Regions from separate parts of the Homo sapiens genome. Here region 2 is linked to region 1. A link is an interaction called in ENCODE POLR2A ChIA-PET data of the cell type or tissue named here. Cell type or tissue: HepG2. All regions are shown on one strand. Links, peaks and the distances in the headings refer to the core of each region. The heading gives the core; the rest is flanking DNA.

The links. Peaks named below come from ENCODE experiments on the same cell type or tissue, not always from the same donor. Only the 100,000 strongest peaks of a DNase experiment are listed, where the experiment ranks them.
Region 2: POLR2A ChIA-PET joins it to region 1 with 12 read pairs; 12 of 35 experiments call an interaction of 5 or more read pairs at or near these places.

What each region holds. Positions count from the first base shown.
Region 1 is chr9:136,932,019-136,942,446 of GRCh38, reverse strand. It overlaps FBXW5 (F-box and WD repeat domain containing 5), which reads left to right. Exons shown (of 9, transcript NM_018998.4): 6 at 1-401; 7 at 763-910; 8 at 984-1,196; 9 at 1,276-2,012. The coding sequence ends at 1,519. Among named protein-coding and RNA genes, the nearest start is that of FBXW5, 7.5 kb to the left of the region's middle. RefSeq lists enhancers at 3,777-4,389, 4,390-5,003. In HepG2, for the core only: no CTCF peak of the experiment used is centred there; DNase peaks (open chromatin) are centred at 4,156 and 7,996.
Region 2 is chr9:137,052,735-137,061,973 of GRCh38, reverse strand. ENTPD2 (ectonucleoside triphosphate diphosphohydrolase 2) reads left to right here and starts at 7,913. Exons shown (of 9, transcript NM_203468.3): 1 at 7,913-8,093. The coding sequence starts at 7,977. LOC105376327 (a long non-coding RNA gene) reads right to left here. Exons shown (of 2, transcript XR_930455.2): 1 at 9,099-9,239; 2 at 8,599-8,964. RefSeq lists silencers at 7,678-7,757, 7,858-7,927. In HepG2, for the core only: a CTCF peak has its summit at 3,069 (motif pointing right); DNase peaks (open chromatin) are centred at 4,693, 6,173, 6,733 and 7,783; H3K4me3 peaks cover 2,634 bases.

The DNA of each region.
Region 1 (10,428 bases), core at 1,001-9,000:
CAACGTGGTGAAGCGGCTGTTCAAGATCCAGAACCTCAATGCCAGCACCGTCCGCACGGTGATGGTGGCCGACTGCAGCCGCTTCGACAGCCCTGACCTGCTGCTGGAAGCCGGTGACCCGGCCACGTCCCCCTGCCGCATCTTTGACCTGGGCAGCGACAACGAGGAGGTGGTGGCTGGCCCGGCCCCCGCCCACGCCAAGGAGGGCTTGCGGCACTTTCTGGACCGCGTGCTGGAGGGGCGGGCGCAGCCACAGCTGTCGGAGCGCATGCTAGAGACCAAGGTGGCCGAGCTGCTGGCCCAGGGCCACACCAAGCCACCCGAGCGCAGTGCCACAGGCGCCAAGAGCAAGTACCTCATCTTCACCACTGGCTGCCTCACCTACTCCCCACACCAGATCGGTACACCCCTGCCGCCATGCTGCCCGCCTCGGTCCTAGGAGCTTGGGGGAGGCCGGGCAGGGGTCCTGAGGGGCAGACAGCAAGCAAGTCCACAGGCAAAGCTGGGATCGTTCACTCGCCCCTGGGGTCACAAGCCCAGACCTGGGGCCTGTGGGATGAGCAGTGAAAACAAACGCAGGCAGGGCCGCTGGCCAGCAAGCAACCGACGGGCCTGATTCAGGTCTGGGGCCCCCGGAGCAGGCAGTGCCCACGGACCTCTGTGGTGCTCACAGCCCCAGAGACACCACTGAGGTAGGAAGCTGCCCTGGAGTGATGTCCTTGGGGCATTGGACAGGGACCCTCACCGTAGCCCTCCCTGCAGGCATCAAGCAGATCCTGCCACACCAGATGACCACGGCAGGGCCCGTGCTGGGTGAGGGCCGGGGCTCCGATGCCTTCTTCGACGCGCTGGACCACGTCATAGACATACACGGACACATCATCGGCATGGGCCTGTCGCCCGACAACAGGTGGGCCTCTTGCCAGTGTCCCAGGCGGGGTGCCCGCAGGCGGCCCACACCTAGCACAGTGCCCCTCGCCCAGGTACCTGTACGTGAACAGCCGCGCCTGGCCCAACGGTGCGGTGGTGGCCGACCCCATGCAGCCGCCACCAATCGCGGAGGAGATTGACCTGCTGGTGTTCGACCTCAAGACCATGCGGGAGGTGAGGCGGGCTCTGCGTGCGCACCGCGCCTACACGCCCAACGACGAGTGCTTCTTCATCTTCCTGGACGTCAGCAGGGACTTCGTGGCCAGGTGCAGGGCGCGGCGTGGTGCAGGGCGGGTGTGGGCAGCAGCGGGCGGGCGGCCGGCTCACCCAGGCGCTGTTCTGCAGCGGGGCGGAGGACCGGCACGGCTACATCTGGGACCGCCACTACAACATCTGTCTGGCCAGGCTGCGGCACGAGGATGTGGTCAACTCAGTGGTCTTCAGTCCCCAGGAGCAGGAGCTGCTGCTCACGGCCAGCGACGACGCCACCATCAAAGCCTGGCGCTCCCCACGCACCATGCGCGTCCTCCAGGCACCTCGCCCACGGCCTCGCACCTTCTTCTCCTGGCTTGCCAGCCAGAGGCGCTGAGGTGTGCTGGGTGCACTGGAGCCACCGGGACCCCTTGAGGACATCGCCAGGCTCTGTGGCTTTTTCCCGAGCGGGAGAGGTGGAGATGCTTATAGCAGTTACGCCTTAGGAAGGGGACAACCAGGCCCCGCCACACGCTCACACACAAACCTGCTCACGCAGCTGTGATGCTTGGCACGGGGTGGCCAGTGCAGATGGAGCCCAAGGCCCCCTCGGCCTCCTGGGCAACTTGGGGTACACAGGATACTGGGGGTGCCGCTCCTCACTCAACCCCAGGCTAGGGGTACACCTGACCCAGCTGGCCTCGGCCCGGGGCACCTTCGGCTGGTCCTGTGGGGCCCTGGACGGTGGCCCAGTGGTGGCAGGGGCTGCTCCTGGCTGTGGTTGTGCGCCCGGGGCTTGGGAGCGGCCGGTCACGCTGCTGTGGGCCCGAGTGTGTTGCATGTCCACGCACCACCCGTTCAGGGCCCTGAATAAACAGTTGGCAACAGCACATTGTTGTCCAGTCTCTGTCTGCAGGGAGGGAGACTGTGGGCACTGCTGGCACAGTGGAGTGGACCTCATGGTCACTGCTGACGGGTGACGCTGTTATTGCTGGCACAGTGGTCCTACTGGAGTGAATGTTGCAGTCACTGCTGACAGGTGACATGTGCGTCTGAGGTCATGTGCTGGTGCCAGACTTTGTCACACTGCCCTGTCCTCCATGACCTCCAGGGAGATGCCTGGCACATGTGCCGGGGCTGGCAGCATGCAGGGCCTGCCGTCTGGGTCCAGGGTCAGTAGGCCACGTCACTCCCAGTGCCAGGGCAGCCCCCCCAGTCAGTCCCGTCCTTGAGGGAGTTCCTCAGCTGCTGGGTCCAGAGTCGGCAGGCTGCGTCGCTCCCAGTGCCAGGGCAGCCCCCACAGTCAGTCCCATCCTTAAGGGAGTTCCTCGGCTGCTGGGTCCAGAGTTGGCAGGCTGCGTCACTCCCAGTGCCAGGGCGGCCCCCCACAGTCCCGTCCTTGAGGGAGTCCCTCGGCTGCTGGGTCCAGAGTCGGCAGGCCGTGTCGCTCCCAGTGCCAGGGCGGTCTCCACAGTCAGTTCAGGCCGGCGAGGATGGGACCAGGGGCCCAGAAGTGGGAGCAGAGGTGGAGCTCCAGCTGGACCCCACAGGCTTTGTTGGAACTGCACCGGGAGCTCGGGGGCCCGGGGCGATGGTGGTGACAAGGAAGATGGCAGGAGTAGAGCCTGGCACTCGGGTCAGCTGCCCATTATAGGAAGCACACAGAGCTTGTGGCTCCAAACATGGCAGCAAGCAACCCCGTACAGAGAAAGGACGCAGAGGAGACGAGTGAGTGTCGAGGTGATGGTTCCCCTGAGCCACGTGGGCCGCAGGTAGAGACCCTGGGGCTGAGCTCGAGCACCGACGGGATCAGGGACAGCACCACCGAGAGAGGCTGCGCCACCCAGAGGGACGGAGCCTCTGCCCTGCCAACTCCTGGTCTCCAGCTGGGAAGCCCTGGGGACCACTGCAGTTCATAATAAAACCCCCAACGTGGGCGAGAACAAGGAAAGGAAGGAAGACACACCAAAGACCCCCAGACAAGATAAGCTGCCCTGAGACTAACACCCTCAGAAGGGAGCTGACAGATTCTGTAAATGCAAGCACACCACGGGCAGGCTCCAAAGAATTGAGCAATTTCCTGAAAAGGACTTACCTACGTTCACATTCAAGGAGACTAACAAAAACATTCCTATGCACCATAAAACAAAAGTGGGGACAGAAATCAAGAGGACTTGGACATTTCAAAATAAAAAGGGAGCCAATTAGACACTGGAAAATGACAGGGCGAGTGACTGCATCAAAAGCTTGATACGTAGGCCGGGCGCGGTGGCTCACGCCTGTAATCCCAGTACTTTGGGAGGCCGAGGTGGGCAGATCACGAGGTCAGATCGAGGCCATCCTGGCTAACAAGGTGAAACCCTGTCTCTACTAAAAATACAAAAAATTAGCCGGGCGCGGTGGCGGACGCCTGTAGTCTCAGCTACTCGAGAGACTGAGGTAGGAGAATGGCGTGAACCTGGGAGGCGGAGCTTGCAGTGAGCCGAGATTGCACCACTGCACTCCAGCCTGGGCGACAGAACAAGACTCTGTCTCAAAAAAGGAAAAGAAAAAAAAAAAAATCTTGATATGTGGAAAGTGCTGGACCAGACAGACTCGACGAGAGGACCAGGCAGCAGAAGATGGCACAGAGGAGACGAAAGAAACACAGCCCTGGGAGGGGAATGGAGCGGCATGCATGCCCCCACCCCATCTACGGGGCAGGGGTGGAGACCCAGTGTTTAAAGAGAAAGTGACTGAATTAGCAAAAGAACAGAAGTCCTCAGAAAACATATGCTGAGGTCAGGCCGGGCGTGGTGGTTCATGCCTGTAATCCTAGCACTTTGGGAGGCCGAGGCGGATCACTTGAGGTCAGGAGATCAAGACCAGCCTGGCCAACACGGTGAAACCCCTTTTGTACTTAAAAAAAAAAAAAAAAAAAATTAGCCGAGCGTGGTGGCACACACCTCTAATCCCAGCTACTCAGGGGACTGAGGCAGGAGAATTCATTGAACCCGGGAATGAGCTGAGATTGCGCCACTGCACTCCAGCCTGGGCGACAGAGTGAACTCTGTGAAACTGCAGCTATGAAACTTGTGCACGGGGCCTGGAGCAGCTGCCAGAGAGCTGGGTCAGGGAGCAGCAGCAAGATCCCAAGTTTCGCAGAACTGGTGCTTGACCTAACATCCATGACCTGAACTCCACGCAGCCGCAACACCGGACGTGAGTGCTGGGGCCAGGCAGAAAGCCCAGAGCAGCCCTAAGGGCCAGGGAAAGGAACCCACGCCGATGCGCAGGGTCAGTGAGGCAATGCCCTGGGTTTACCCTCTTCTCCATTCTTTTGTGACCCTGATGGCAGTGGGAGTGGTGGCTACAGGAACCCATCAGAGCCAAACTTGGGGCCAGAAAGTCCCTCACAGCTCAGTGCGGCTGTATTGAGGGTGGGACCACCCCCATTAGCTTTCCTCCCCTGTCCTCCTGCCACATAGACTCCAACGCGGCCCAGTCAAGGGCATGTCACTGTCTGAACTGACAGTGAGTGAGCCCAGCAACCAAACCCAGCGTGGGGAGCTTGGGAAGCACCCACATGGGGTGGCTGTGGATGCCGGGCTCAGCTCACATGCAGACACATGGGTCTAATGATCACACCATGGACGTGGGGAACTGCAGACCAGCCTTGGGTCCCAGACCAAAGACCAGCAGCTCTGAAGACAGGAGTCCACGCAGGTGGGAGCAGTGTGGGCCCAACCCTCACAGGACCAAGTGCCTGCTAACCAAAGACACCCACGCAGGTGGGAGCAGTGTGGGCCTGACCATCCCAGGACCAAGTGCCTGCTAACCAAAGATACTCATGCGGGCAGGAACAATGTGGGCCCAACCTTCACAGGACCAAGTGCCTGCTAACCAGACTTCAACATTTCCCACAGGATTCAAACATGACCCAGATCTCATAAAGTCATATTCAAAATGTCTAGAATATAGCCCAAAATTGCTTGACACACGAAGAACCACAACATTTCAACTTGCAGCTGGGCACCGCGGCTCACACCTGAAACCCTAGTTCCCTGGGAGGCCACGGCTGCAGGGAGCAATCACCGGGCCGCTGCACTCCAGCCTGGGTGACAGAGACCCTGTTTCTAAAAAATAAAAATAAAAAATAAAAGATTCAATGTGCAAAGGTAAAGACCCATAAATTCTATTTCCCAAAAACAATTAGTAGCTTTTTTAAAAAACCACACAACAAATTTTTATTATTTTTTAATTTTTGTAGAAATGAGGTCTATGTTGCCCAGGCTGGTCTCAAACTCCTGGGCTCAAGTAATCTTCCAGCCTCGGCCTCCAGAAGTGCTGGGATTACAGGCGTGAGCCACCGCACCGGCCAACACAATTCTTAAAAGGCACTGGGATTCCTCTGCTTCAAGATCATTACTAGGCTAGAAAAATAAAGCTTGTTCTACCAGAAATCACAAGTAAGAACTGAGTGTTCTCCAAGGCAGAAATTGTAGAGTCTAGTGCCATTTCAGGCAACGATGACTAAGCTCTGAACCCCAACATCCACAGCTGCCCATCAGAACACTTAAACCAGCTCGGAACAGACCAGCACAATTCGGCTTCATCAGACAAGGCCACCGTGCTCTTCTAAGATGCTAATAACCCCAAACAGGAGGTGCTGAAACCAAATGAAAGACAGTCTTTGAGGCTAGCTGCCACACCAACTGTGAGTTCCTTGTTATGTCCCCCTTCTATAACATTAATCAAGGAAATATTTTACTGCAAAGAGTATTTTATATGCCACTAGCCATGAATTTTTGTCATTAGTTACTACATAAATGTCACCTAGTGCCTGCCATTATCCACATGGCACAACCATTTTATGTCTACAATTCACTTCTGTATTTACAAACAGAATCTTTGTGATTCCCATAAGTACATTAGCAAAGGTTTAACATCGAGATGCAATCTAACATCCATAACCTCCATTGTTTTGCAGACAGCAATGTAGGAGAGAGAGATTTTTTTTTTTTTTTTTTTTTTTTGAGACAGAGTCTTGCTCTGTCGCCCAGGCTGGAGTGCAGTGGCGCGATCTCAGCTCACTGCAGGCTCTGCCTACCAGGTTCATGCCATTCTCCTGCCCCAGCCTCCCGAGTAGCTGGGACTACAGGCGCCCGCCACCATGCCCGGCTAATTTTTTTGTATTATTTTAGTGGAGACGGGGTTTCACTGTGTTGGCCAGGATGGTCTCGATCTCCTGACCTCGTGATCCGCCCGCCTCGGCCTCCCAAAGTGCTGGGATTCCAGGCATGAGCCACCATGCCCGGCTGAGGATTGTGTTCTTTAAAACAGTTTTATTTGGATTTACAAAATCTGAACACCTTACAATCATTGCAGATGAACATTATGCCATGGCCCCAGGTAGATGCACCCTGAACAAAAACTCACACTTCCCGATATGCAGGGGGAACCTGCAAGTCCTCACCAACCAAACGCCAGGCTTGGGAGGAAGTGACACAGACACAGATGCTGAAATTATCTGACAAGGGCTTTAAAGTAGCTACTATAAATATGCCAGAGCAAGCAATCACAAACATTTTGCAATGGATGTAAAAATATGAAAGTCTCAGCAAAAAAATAGAAGATGTAAAAAGGACCATTCATACCAAGATTAGGTATCTATAAAAAGAGAAGGAAAAAGGCTGGGCACGGTGGCTTACGCCTGTAACCCTAACATTTTGGGAGGCCAAGGCGGGCAGATCACCTGAGGTCAGGAGTTCAAGACCAGCCTGGCCAACATGGTAAAATCCCGTCTCTACTAAAAATACAAAAAAAAAAAGGCCGTGTGCGGTGGCTCACGCTTGTTAATCCCAGCACTTTGGGAGGCCGAGGTGGGCAGATCACAAGGTCAGGAGGATCGAGACCAAGTTCCAGCTACTCGGGAGGCTGAGGCAGAATGGCGTGAACCCAGGAGGCGGAGCTTGCAGTGAGCCGAGATCGCGCCACTGCACTCCAGCCTGGGCGACAGAGCAAGACTCCATCTCAAAAAAAAAAAAAAAAAAAAAGACAGGTTCTCACTCTGTTGCCCAGCCTTGAGTCACCAGTACAGTCATGACTTACTGCAGCTTCGACCTTCAGGCTCAAGTGATCCTCCCACCTCAGCCTCTCAAGTAGCTGGGACCACAGGCATGCACCACCACACCCAGCTAATTTTTATATTTTTTGTAGAGATGGGGTTTTGCCATGTTGTCCAGGCTGGTTTTGAACTCCTAGGCTGAAGTGATCCGCCTGCCTCGGCTTCCGTAAGTGCTGGGATTACGGCGTGAGCCACCATACTGGGCTGCAGCCTCTTTTTAAGGGCACGAATCCCATCCACAAGTGTTGCACCCTCATGATCTAAAAAGTCCTGCCTCCAAGTACCATCACATTGGAGATTATGTTTCAACACAGGAAATTGGGTGGGGGGGGCACAAACATTGTCTTCTCTTAGTCTGTTTTTGCTGCTATAACCGAATACCTGAGACCAGATAATTTATAAGGAATAGAAATTTATTGGCTCACAGTTCTGGGGGCTGGGAAGTCCCAGAGTAAGGTGCCAGCGTCTGGTGCAATCCTTCTTGTTGTGTCACTGTGGAAGGTGGAAGGGCAAGAGAGGGCCAAGCTCATCTTATTATACCAGCACCAATTCCAGCCTATCTTCCCTCTGACCTAATCACCCTTTAAGGATCCCACCTCTTAACACTGTTACAATGACAATTAAATATTAACATGAGTTTGGGAGATAAAAACATTCAAACCGTAGCATTCCATCCCTGCCCCTACACCAATTCATGTTCTTTTCACATACAAAATATACTCATTCCATCCCAATGGCCCCATTCAAAAGTCCAAAGCCCAGAGTCTCGTCTAAATCAAACATGGGTGAGACTCAAGGCATGATTCATCCTGAGGCAACTTTCCCTCCACTATGAGCCTGTGAAATTAAACAAGTTACGTGCTTCCAAAATACAATGGTAGGGCAGGCATAGAACAGACATTTCCATTCCAAAGGGATAAATTATAAAGAGGAAAGGAATAACAGGCCTCAAAAGCATGTCCAAAGTCCAACAGGGAGAATACTACTAAATCCTAAGGCTTGAGAATCATCATCTTTGACTCCAAATCCTGCCTTCTGCACGCCGTGGGGTGCGGCTGGGTCCTCAGGCTCTTGGGAACCTCACCCCTAGAGCTTTGCTGGGCTCAGACCTCACACAACTCTCTTAGGTTGGAGTCTCGTGCCTTCAGCTCTCCCAGGCTGGCAATGAACACTAGAGGCTCTCCAGTTCTGGGGTCTCAGGGGTGGCCTTATCCCCAAGGCTCTACCACATATTGCCCTAGTGTGGGCTCTCTGCCATGGCTCTGGCCTGGAGACTTGTGACATCCTGTGTGACACCCAGTGGATGAAGCCATGTCCCCACAGCTCCTGCAAGGCTGCAGAATCGACACCACCAAGGCTTATGACTTGTACCTTCCCTGGGTCCACATGAGACAGGCTGGAGTGGCTTAGGGGGTCTGCACTGGAATGCAGACAGCCAAGACTTGGGGTGGCCCTGGCCAGCAGGCTCTAAGGTCCACACCCTACACCTCTCTTTTGACATATTTCCTTCCCAAAGGCCTTGGCACTCTGGGCCTGTGGTGGGAGGGGCAGCACCAGGAATCTGAAATGCCTCTGGGGCCATTTTCCCACTGTCCTGATGAGCAGCCTCTGGCTTCGTTCTGTCCATACTAAGTTGCTTGGCCACACACTTGGTCTGTTCTCCTAAAGACATCTTATTTACTCCCTAAATGGGCAGGCTGAAAATCCTTACGATCCCTATTCTTTCCTTGTTAATTATAAATTCCATCTTTAATTCATTTCTCTTCTCACATCTTACTCTCTGCAGTTAGAAGAAAACATGCCACACCCTGAGTATTTCTTCAGCCAGATATCCCAGTTCCTTCCACAAAGGAAGGACTGGGCATGGACACCGTTCAGCCACGTTCTCTGCCACTTTATAACTAGGATGGTCATTCCTCCAGTTTCTGACACCTTGTTCTTCATTTCTGTCTGAGATCTTACCAGAATGGCCTTCACTGTCCAGATTTCTACCAACATTCTGACCATGACCACTTTAAGTATTCTCAAAGAAGCTTCAGACTTTCCCTACAGTTCTCTTCTGAGCCCTCAACAAAATCACCCTTTACACTCCATGAATGGCATCTAAGCTTCTTCTCGCTCCTCCAAACTCTTCTGGCCTCTGCCTACTACCCAGTTCCAAAGCTGCTTCCACATTTTTCGAGCATTTGTGATGACAACAAACCCACTCCTGGTCTCGATTTTCTGCCCACAGCACCCTGATACCAAAAACCAGACAAAGACAATACAAAAGACAATTATAGACAAATGTCCTTCATGAACAGAGATGCAAAATCCTCAAAAAAAATTTAAATCAAATCCAGCAATATATAAAAGTGATAGTGCACCATAACCAGGTAGGGTTTATTCCAGGAATGCAAGGTTGGTCCAATATTTGAAGATCAACATAAGTCACCATATTAACTGTACAGGAGAAAAACCACATGAACATATCACTTGGTATAGAAAAAGCATCTTTTTTTTTTTTTTTTTGGAAGACAGTTTCCTTGTTGCCCAGGTTAGAGTGCAATGGCACGATCTCAGCTCACTGTCACCTCCGTCTCCCAGTTCAAGCAATTCTCCTGCCTCAGCCTCCCAAGTAGCTGGGATTACAGGAGTGCACCACCATGCCCAGCTAATTTTTGTTTTTAATAGAGATGGGTTTTCACCATGTTGGCCAAGCTGGTCTCAAACTCCTGACCTAAGGTGATCCGCCTGCCTCGGCCTCCCAAAGTGCTGGGATTATAGGCATGAGCCACCAAACCCAGCCATTGAAAAACATCTTGATAAAATGTCTAGTCATGATAAAAAAAAAAAAAAAAAACCCTAGAAGCAAACTAGAAGTAGAAGGGAACTTGCTCAACCTGATAAAACAGCATCACCAAAAATCCCCGTGGGTAACATGATACATAATTGTGAAAGCAAGAAAGCTTTCCCCAAGAGTGGGAATGAGGAAAGGCTATAGACTCTTACCATTACTATTCAACCTTATAAACGGGAAGTCAGCCAATGGAACAAGGCAAGCAAAAGAAATAAAAGGCATAGAGATTGAATAAAAAGAAATAAAACTGTCCTTATTAATGGATGACATATTGTTCACACATAAAATCCCCCCAAATCTATAAAAACAAACAAAATCCTAATCTCCTACAACCAGTAAGTGAATTCATCAAGGTTATGAG
Region 2 (9,239 bases), core at 1,240-9,239, 120 kb before region 1:
CAGCCTGGCCAACATGGTAAAACCCCGTCTCTACTAAAAATACAAAAATTAGCCAGGCGTGGTGTCGGGCGCCTGTAGTCCCAGCTACTCGGGAGGCTGAGGCAGGAGAATTGCTTGAACCCAGGAGGCAGAGATTGCAGTGAGCTGAGATGGCACCACTGCACTCCAGCCTGGGCTACAGAATGAGACTCCGTCTCAAAAAAATAATATTAATAAAATAAACATGTATCGGTCGGGTGCAGTGGCTCACACCAGTAATCCCAGCCTTTTGTGAGGCAGAGGCGGGAGGGTTGCTTCAGCCCAGGAGTTTGAGGTCAGCCTGGGCAATACGGCAAAACCCTGACTCTACCAAAAATACAAAAATTAGCCAGATGTGGTGGCTCATGCCTGTGTTCCCAGTTACTGGGGCTGCTGAGGTGGGAGGATCACTTGAGCCCAGGAGTTTGAGGTTACCATGAGCTATGATTGTGCCACTGCACTCCAGCCTGAGTGACAGAGCAAGACCCTGTCTCAAAATAAATAAAAGAAAGAAAAGAGAGAATTCGAGAAAGCCCAGACTTTTGGAATTTTTTTTTTTTTTTGAGATGGAGTCTCGCTCTGTCGCCCAGGCTGCAGTGCAGTGGCGCGATCTTGGCTCACTGCAAGCTCCACCTCCTGGGTTCACGCCATTCTCCTGCCTCAGCCTCCTGAGTAGCTGGGACTACAGGCGCCCGCCACCACACCCGGCTAATTTTTTGTATTTTTAGTAGAGACGGGGTTTCACCGTGTTAGCCAGGATGGTCTCGATCTCCTGACCTCATGATGTGCCTGTCTCAGCCTCCCAAAGTGCTGGGATTACAGGCGTGAGCCACCACGCCCGGCCCAGACTTTTGGATATTAAAGCAGACACGTCTAAACAACTTATGTGTCAAATTTAAAAATTAGCCGGTGTGGTGGCGCGTGCCTGTAGTCCCAGCTACTCAGGAGGTGGAGGTGGGAGGATTGCTTGAGCCTGGGAGGTCGAGGCTGCTGTGGGCCAAGATTACATCACTGCACTCCCGCCTGGGTGGTAGCGTGAGACCTTGTCTCAAACAGACACACACACACACACACCAATAAAGGTATAAATAGCTTTTCCTCTTTCATGAAAAGAATAGTAAAATAGGAAACAAACATGACAGAAACTTGGTTGAGAAAAAGTACACAAAATTTCTGGCTAAATTAATCAAGAAAAAAGAGATAAGGCACAAATAAATGATATTAGGAATAAAAAAGAGCAAAATAGTCACACATGCTGCAGAAGTTAAGCTGATTCTAAGAGGATATTTTAAATGAGATTATGCCAATTCAGCTGGAGTGGGTAACTTCCTAGAAAAATACAAAATCAGCCACATGGGCAGGCTTACGCCTGTAATCCCAGCACTTTGGGAAGCTGACGCGGGAGGACTGCCCGAGCCCAGGAGTTTGGAACCAGCCTGGGCAACACAGGGAGACCCTCCACCTCTACAAAAAATAAAAAAATTGTCTGTGTGTGGTGATGTGCCCCTGTGGTCCCACCTACTCGGGAGGCTGAAGTGGGAGGATCACGTGAGCTCAGGAGACGGAGGTTGCCGTGACCTGTGATTGCACCACGGCACTCCAGCCTGGGCAACAGAGTGAGTCCCTGTCTCTAAAAATAATAATAACAAATCTCAAAAAACAAAAAAGAAAGAAAGAAAAGAAAAAAATACAAAATTGGCTCAGGAAGAATAGTTAATAGGGGTCTGGCCCTGTAACTATCAAAGAAATGGAAACAGTACTGTAGAAGCCAGCACAGTGGCATATGCCTGTAGTCCCAGCTATTCCAGAGGCTGAGGTGGGAGGATTTTTGAAGCTCAGGAGGTTGAGTCTAGCTTGGGCAACATAGTAAGTCTGGTCTCTAACCCATCTCTTAAAGACAAAACAAACAAAAAACTTCCCACAGAAAAATTGGGCCTAGGTGTTTTTTTTTTCAGGCAAGTTTTTTTTTTTTTTTTTTTGAGACAGAGTCTCGCTCTTTCGCCCAGGCTGGAGTGCACTGGCTCGATCTCGGCTCACTGCAAGCTCCTCCTCCTGGGTTCACGCCATTCTCCTGCCTCAGCCTCCCAAGTAGCTGGGACTACAGGCGCCCACCACCACGCCCGGCTAATTTTTTGTATTTTTACTAGAGACGGGGTTTCACCGTGTTAGCCAGGATGGTCTCAATCTCCTGACCTCGTGATCCGCCCGCCTCGGCCTCCCAAAGTGCTGGGATTACAGGCGTGAGCCACCGCACCCGGCCTTTTCAGGCAAGTTCTACCATAAATTGCAGGAACAGATAATCCAAATATTACGCTAATTTAAAAAAAATTAAAGCAATTTTTTTGTTTGTTTGTTTTTGGTAGAGACGAGGTCTCACAATGTTGCCTAGGCCGGTCTCCCAAAGTACTGGGATTACAGGTCAGACCATCATGATATCAAAACCATAGAGGAGGCCAGCCACGGTGGCTCACACCTGTAATCCCAGCACTCTGGGAGGCCGAGGAAGGTGGATCACCCGAGGCCAGGAGTTTAAGACCAGCCTGGCCAACATGGGGAAACCCCGTCTCCACTAAAAATACAAAAATGAGCTGGGTGTGGTGGCACATGCCTGTAGTCCCAGCTACTCACGAGGCTGATGCACAAGAATCCCTTGAGCACGGGAGGTAGAGGTTGCAGTGAGCTGAGATTGAGCCACCGTACTCTAGCCTGAGTGACACAGCAACACCTTGTCTCAAAAAAAAAAAAAAGGCAAAGGGAAGCCAGCCATGGTGTGGACCTGTGGTCCCAGCTACTGCAGAGGCTGAGGCAGGAGGACCATTCGAGGCCAAGAGTTTGAGGCCACAATGAGCTATGATTGCACCACTGCAGTCCAGCCTGGGCAATAGAGCAAGACCCTGTTGCTAAAACAAACAAACCAAAGGCCTGTTACCTACTTACAGGGAAGAGGCAGCAGGTGGCAGGGGAGGGGAGAGACTGTTACCAAAACACCAGGGGTTCAGTCCAGGTCCTGCTGTTCGCTGCACAGAAAGCCAATCACGGAGACCAGGAGCACCGCCAGGGGGAAGGCTTTAAGCCGGCCGCAGCCAAGGAGATGGGTGCTCAGTCTCAAATCCGTCTCCCTGACCCACTGAAATTAGGGGTTTATAGAGCAGGGAAGCCACGTAACTAGGTGTGAGAAAACAGGAATTAGGGGCAGCTGAAGAAGAGGAGTTGGTCAACAGGAAGCTGGTGGTTGGCCAGGCAATCTTGACAGCTGGGGGGTCTGGTGTCTCATTGTCAAGATACCGTGATCTGGTGAGTTTTAGCTCTTTCATTCTATCTGGGGGCCTCATGGTTGGTTTTCTGAGAAAGGAACTCAAATAGGACAAATGTCACTTTCTCAAATTTTAAGACTAGGAGGATCAATTTCTGTGTTTATTCAAAGAAACCATAAACATCAGTTCCACGGGACAATTGAGCCGGTTTCAAAATCAAAGAAGGCCAAAGCCAGGCAGGGTGTGGCACACACCTCTAGTCCCCAGCTACTCAGGAGGACTGCTTGAGGCCAGGAATTTACCAGCCTGGGCAACATAGTGAGGCCCCGGTCTCCAATAAAAGGAGATGGGGGGCTGGGTTTGGTGGCTCACGCCTATAATCTCAGCACTTTGAGAGGCCAAGGCAGGTGGATCACTTGAGGTCAGGAGTTCGAGATCAGCCTGGCCAACATGGCAAAACCCCGTCTCTACTAAACATACAAAAATTAGGCTGGGCACGGTGGCTCATGCCTGTAATCCTAGCACTTTGGGAGGCCGAGATGGGCGGATGCTCAGGAGTTTGAGACCAGCCTGGGAGCAACACAGTGAGACCCCGTCTCTATTAGAATGCAAAAAAATTAGCCTGGTGGCACACGGCTGTAGTCCCAGCTATTTGGGAGGCTGAGTCAGAAGAATTGCTTGAACCAGGAGGCGGAGATTGCAGTGAGCCGAGATCACATCACTGCACTCCAGCCTGGGCAACAGAGGAAGAGTCTGTCTCAAAGTAAATAAATAAAATAAGATAAAATGAAATAAAATGCTCACAGTGCCAGCTAGAGCCATCGTTCAGAAAAGAATTTGGCACTTGCTAGAGAAGCAGAACACACACTTGCCTGACAACCAGCAGTTCAGATCCGGGATGCTCCCCAGAGAAGTGCTCTCAAGAGCACACATGCGGCCGGCGCAGCGGCTCACACCTGTCACCCCAGCACTGTGGGAGGCCGACGCAGACGGAGAGGCCGGGCGCGGTGGCTCACACCTGTCATCCCAGCACTGTGGGAGGCCGAGGCAGGCGGGTCGCCTGAGGTCAGGAGTTTGAGACCAGCCTGGCCAATATGGTGAAACCCTGTCTCTACTAAAAATACAAAATTAGTGGGGAATGGTTATAGGCGCCTGTAATCCGAGTTGCTCAGGAGGCTGAGGCGGGAAATCGCTTGAACCCAGGAGGTGGAGGTTGCAGTGAGCTGAGATCGCGCCACTGCACTCCAGCCTGAGCGATAGGGCCAGACTCCACCTCAGATAAAAAATAAAATTAAAAAAAAGAGTGTATATGTGCAGAGCAGCAATCTCAGCAAAGCCTAAAGCCAGACACTGTGTGTTCACCAGCTGCAGCGACACGCCGTCTGCATGTTCTCACTCACAGGATGGAATACAGCAAGGAACAAACAAGCCACACCTCTCAGTGTCAACAGGGTGAATCCCAAACGCGTAACGTGAGTGAAAGAAGCAAGTCCCAGAACAGCACGTCCAGCACATCAGAGACCACCAATGGGGTCCTGCTGCCACCCTGGCATTGCTCTTACCAACTGTGCATATGTGCACCTCCCATTCTGTTGTGTCTCCGACCTCGAACAGGACAGCACAGGCTTCCCCGCCTCCCGTGGGCCTTTGCAAAGTCTGCTCTCCCCAGGCCAGTGGGTGCCCTCCCCACAGGGCTCCCTGTGCATGCATGGAGCCTGGCGTGCTTTGGGCACCCAGGAGTACTACTCAGCAAGCGTTTGTTGAATGACTTAATGAGCACCTGCAGAAAGGGAGCAGTGAGTGAAAGGCCTTTCACAATTAAACCATCAAGGTGTTTCGGCCACAGCACAAGTTTCTTTTTTTTTTTTCTTTTGAGATGGAATCTCGCTCTGTCGTCCAGGCTGGAGTGCAGTGGTGCAGTCTCAGCTCACTGCAACCTCTGCCTCCCAGGTTCAAGCGATTCTCTTGCCTCAGCCTCCCAAATAGCTGGAATTACAGGTGTCTGCCACTACAGCCGACTAATTTTTTTTTTTTTTTTGACTCGCTCTGTCACCCAGGCTGGAGTGCAGTGGCGCGATCTTGGCTCACTGCAAGCTCCGCCTCCCGGGTTCACACCATTCTCCTGCTTCAGCTTCCCGAGTAGCTGGGACTACAGGTGCCCGCCACCACGCCCGGCTAATTTTTTGTATTTTTAGTAGAGATGGCATTTCACTGCGTTAGCCAGGATGGTCTTGATCTCCTGACCTGATGATCCGCCCGCCTCAGCCTTCCAAAGTGCTGGGATTACAGGAGTGAGCCACCGCGCCCGGCCCACAACCGGCTAATTTTTGTATTTCTATTAGAGACGGCGTTTCACCATGTTGGCCAGGCTGGTCTTGAACTCCTGACCTTAAGTGATCCACCTGCCTCAGCTTCCCAAAGTGCTGGAATTACAGACGTGAGCCACACAGCACAAGCTTCTGATGTGGAGACTGAGGCAGGGCAGCCAAGATGTCAGCAGGCCTCAGGAAAGCCCCCCTCCCTGGGAGGTCTGAGCCCTGCGTGGGCGGGAGGCTCCGAGTTCCCTCCCCCAGGGGTTCTCCCCTAACCTCTCTGCATCCGCATGTTCCCAGCTCAGCCGGGGTCATGTGCAGCACATCTGGAGGCCCCATCCCCGAGAGGGTCCTGGAAGCCGAGAGCTGCCCCACCCAGAGGCCCCTCCACCCCTTCAGCTCCTGCCAGCTTCCCTCTGACGCTCTCCCAAGTCTGCCTTCCAGGGTCCCTGAGTCCATGCCAGGAAGGGGCGTTCCCCCGCCCTCACTCCGTCTCAAAGAGAGCTCAGCCTCAGCCTTTGTCCTGGCCGCTCTGGGCTCCCTGCCTCTCCCTCCGCAGGCGAAGCTGGGCACTCGGCCATGAGCCTGTCTCCCCGGGGCAGAGTCCAGCTCCCCTCTCCCTCCCCATCCTCTCAGGCCTGGCAGACCTCCCACTCCCTGGCTTGAGCTTTTTGTCCATGAAAAGAGTCCAGAACACCAGGAAGCCCCGCTGGGCCTGGAGGGAAGCGGGGTACCGCAGGCCAGTGGGGGTCGCAGCACCCTGCCTCTGGGCGGCCTTTGTTCCTTCCTTTTCAGGCATGATGTGCACTGTGCGTGCCTCTCCCTCCTCTGGGCGGTCAGGGGTGGAAGAAAGGCCTGGGGTGTGTGGGGGGAAACTGGGGCCTGGGGCCTGGAGCTTAGCACCGGCAACACCCAGAGATTGCCTGCTGGAGCCCCGCCAGGCTGGGCTGTGAGGCTGAGGCAGCAGAGAGGCTTCCCAGGGTTCCCACCCCTCCCTTTGGGGTCCTGAGCTGGAAGAAAGATGCCTTTACTGGGCCTGTGGCGCCAGACCCTCAGCCCAGGCAGCAATCCCAGCACAATTGTCACTGCCCGTTCCAGAAGGCCGGGCATGGTCTGGACCCTGCCCCATGGGGCTGCCCTTTGGGCCCCAGCAGCCTGCACTCCCTGGTGGCCTTGCCTCGTGGCTCCCTGACGCTGTGTGGCTGGAATTATTGGGACAAGAATTCCCACTTTGCAGCAGGCGCAAAGGGGGTGGCCCCTGGCCGGGCTGGGATGCGGGGCCTGTGAGGCTGCAGAGCCGAAAGGCCAGCCATGTCGTGGGACGGAGGAGCAGGGCTTGCGTCTGGGGCCAGCTGCGCTTCGCCTGCCCCAGCCGTCCCCAGAAGCCTGTTGCTGACCCGCACCCCAAGCTTGGCCTGGGGACCCTCTTCCTTGCCTTTCAGGCCACGTAGAGGCCCCACCTGTTTCCGTCCTGGGGAAGCCTCCTCTGGCCTCCGCAGCCCAAGCCTCTGTTCCCCTCAGGCCGAGGGGGCAGCAGGCGCGGCTGAGGCCCTGGGCTGGGAGGTATGGACCTTTGGCCCGGTCTGTGCTGCTTCTCCTGTTTCTCGGCTCGGTGTGACCTGGGCCGTCCCTCCCCTTCCCCGTTCCTGCGTCCTCACCTTCACCTCAGTACAGGGCCCAGGTGAGGTGGATCTGACTGGGCCTCAAGGGTAGTTCTGGCCTGGGTCAGCTGCGTGTCTCTGGAGCTGACCTGCGCTGGCTCAGCGCCGCAGGCTGGCGGATCCTTGCTGGCCGGGAGGGCATCCCGCAGGCCAGCCTGGTCCTCACCAGCCCTGGGAGTTGGCGCTCAGGGCCCTGCTCCACAAACAGGTGCTGACCCTCGGCTTCCTCCTGAGTCCCCAGCCCGGGCCCCGCGTGGCTCCGCAGCCGACAGTGCCTCATTCCTGCAAGCGAGTCTGGCCTCCTTTCCCGGGCCCGGGAAAAGCGCGGCTCTCCAGCACAGGACCCTCCGAGCCAGCCTCGCCCGCCCACCCCCACGCCAGGTCTCCTGCCTCCACGGCCGGGGGATCCCCTTGCTGAGTGGGCGGGAAGGGGAAGGTGGGCCATAGCCGCGGGGCGCCCGGGCTCAGACCCGGGAGCCGGGGGGCGGTGCTGGTGACTCAGCCGCGCCCGCGTCTCTCACCTGCGCGGGCCGGACGGCGGAAGCTTGGGAGCGGAGGCGAAACCTGTCCGCCCGTGGGCGTGGCCGGTGATGGGCGGGCCCGCCCGGCCTCCCGCCCCTCGTCCCGCCCCGGGGCCCCTACCCCGCGGTCCCGCGGCCCCGCCCGCCTCCGCCTCCGGCTCCCCGCACTCTCCGGGTCCACGCATCGTCCTCCCGCGCGCCCGCCCGCCCATGGCCGGGAAGGTGCGGTCACTGCTGCCGCCGCTGCTGCTGGCCGCCGCGGGCCTCGCCGGCCTCCTACTGCTGTGCGTCCCCACCCGCGACGTCCGGGAGCCGCCCGCCCTCAAGGTGCGCGCCCGGGCACCCAGCGCACGTCTGGGGAGCAGCGGGCCGGGCTTGGAGCCGGGGAGGGGGTGCGGCTGGGAACCTGAGCAGGATCAGCCCGGGACCCCCACCGTGCTCTGCTCCTGGCGGGCTGGGTGGGGTCCCGGGTTCCGCGCTCTGCGCTCCCCGACCGGGTACGCGGAGGGGGCGGGGGGCGGTGGCGCTTCCAGGGCGACGCGGTGCTGAAGGAACAAGTCCCGGGAGTTCCGCGCCCGCCGCCGAGTCCGTCAACGCAGCCCAGGGGCTGTGTCCCCGCTCCCGGGATAGCCCAGCGATGCCCCCTGGGTGCTGCCGGACGCCCGCCCCCAGGCCTGTGCGGGCCCCCAGGGGCACTCCGGGCCACTTCTGCCCTGTGCCGCCGCCCCGGAGGGTGCGGTTAGAGCCACATCGACTGGGTATTCAGCCCAGATGGGGATCCACAAGCCCCAGGACCCAGGGCCCCCGCCAGGACACGAGAGTGGCCCAGAAAGACAGGAGGGCTTGACCGGAGCAGCCCTGGCCGGTCCTCAAAAGGTTGGAGCAGGCTAGCCTGGATCTCCACTCCAGCAGGCCCAGGGACCTCCTGGTCGGCCCCTTTAACCCTTTATTGGGCTTGTAGGGGGGTGGGGTGGAGAGCCAAGTCCCCCAGCCTGATGGGGAGTCAGAAGCAGGGAGCTCTGCGGCCCTGCAGGACGGCCATGTGGCGGTGCACGCGCTGACCTGTTGATGCTCTGGGCTCTGGGGAAGCCTTGGTCGGGATGGACTGGTGCGGCCCTCTCGGAGGCTGGAATTGGCGCCCGGGCCTGGGAGGCTGGTCCCCAGCTTTCCAGGTGGATCCAGGATGCTGGGGCAGGAGCTGGAAAAGGGCATTTACAAGCTCGTGCCACTCAGGTCTGCAGGAAGGCCCACCCAGCACCCCCAACAAGGCAGGGCCAGCCTCTCTCTCTGGCCCTGGCTTGGAGGCCTAGGGAGAGTGTCTTTAGAGCTGACCTGGCTCTGAGGCCCACGGCCAGCCTCGGTGGACCTTCTTCACCTGGGGCCCTGCCTCCTGCATCCTCAGGTTGGGCTGCCGTCAGAGGAGCTGGAAGGAGACAGAGGAGGAAGGAAGAGGGGAGGAAGGAAGAGGGACTC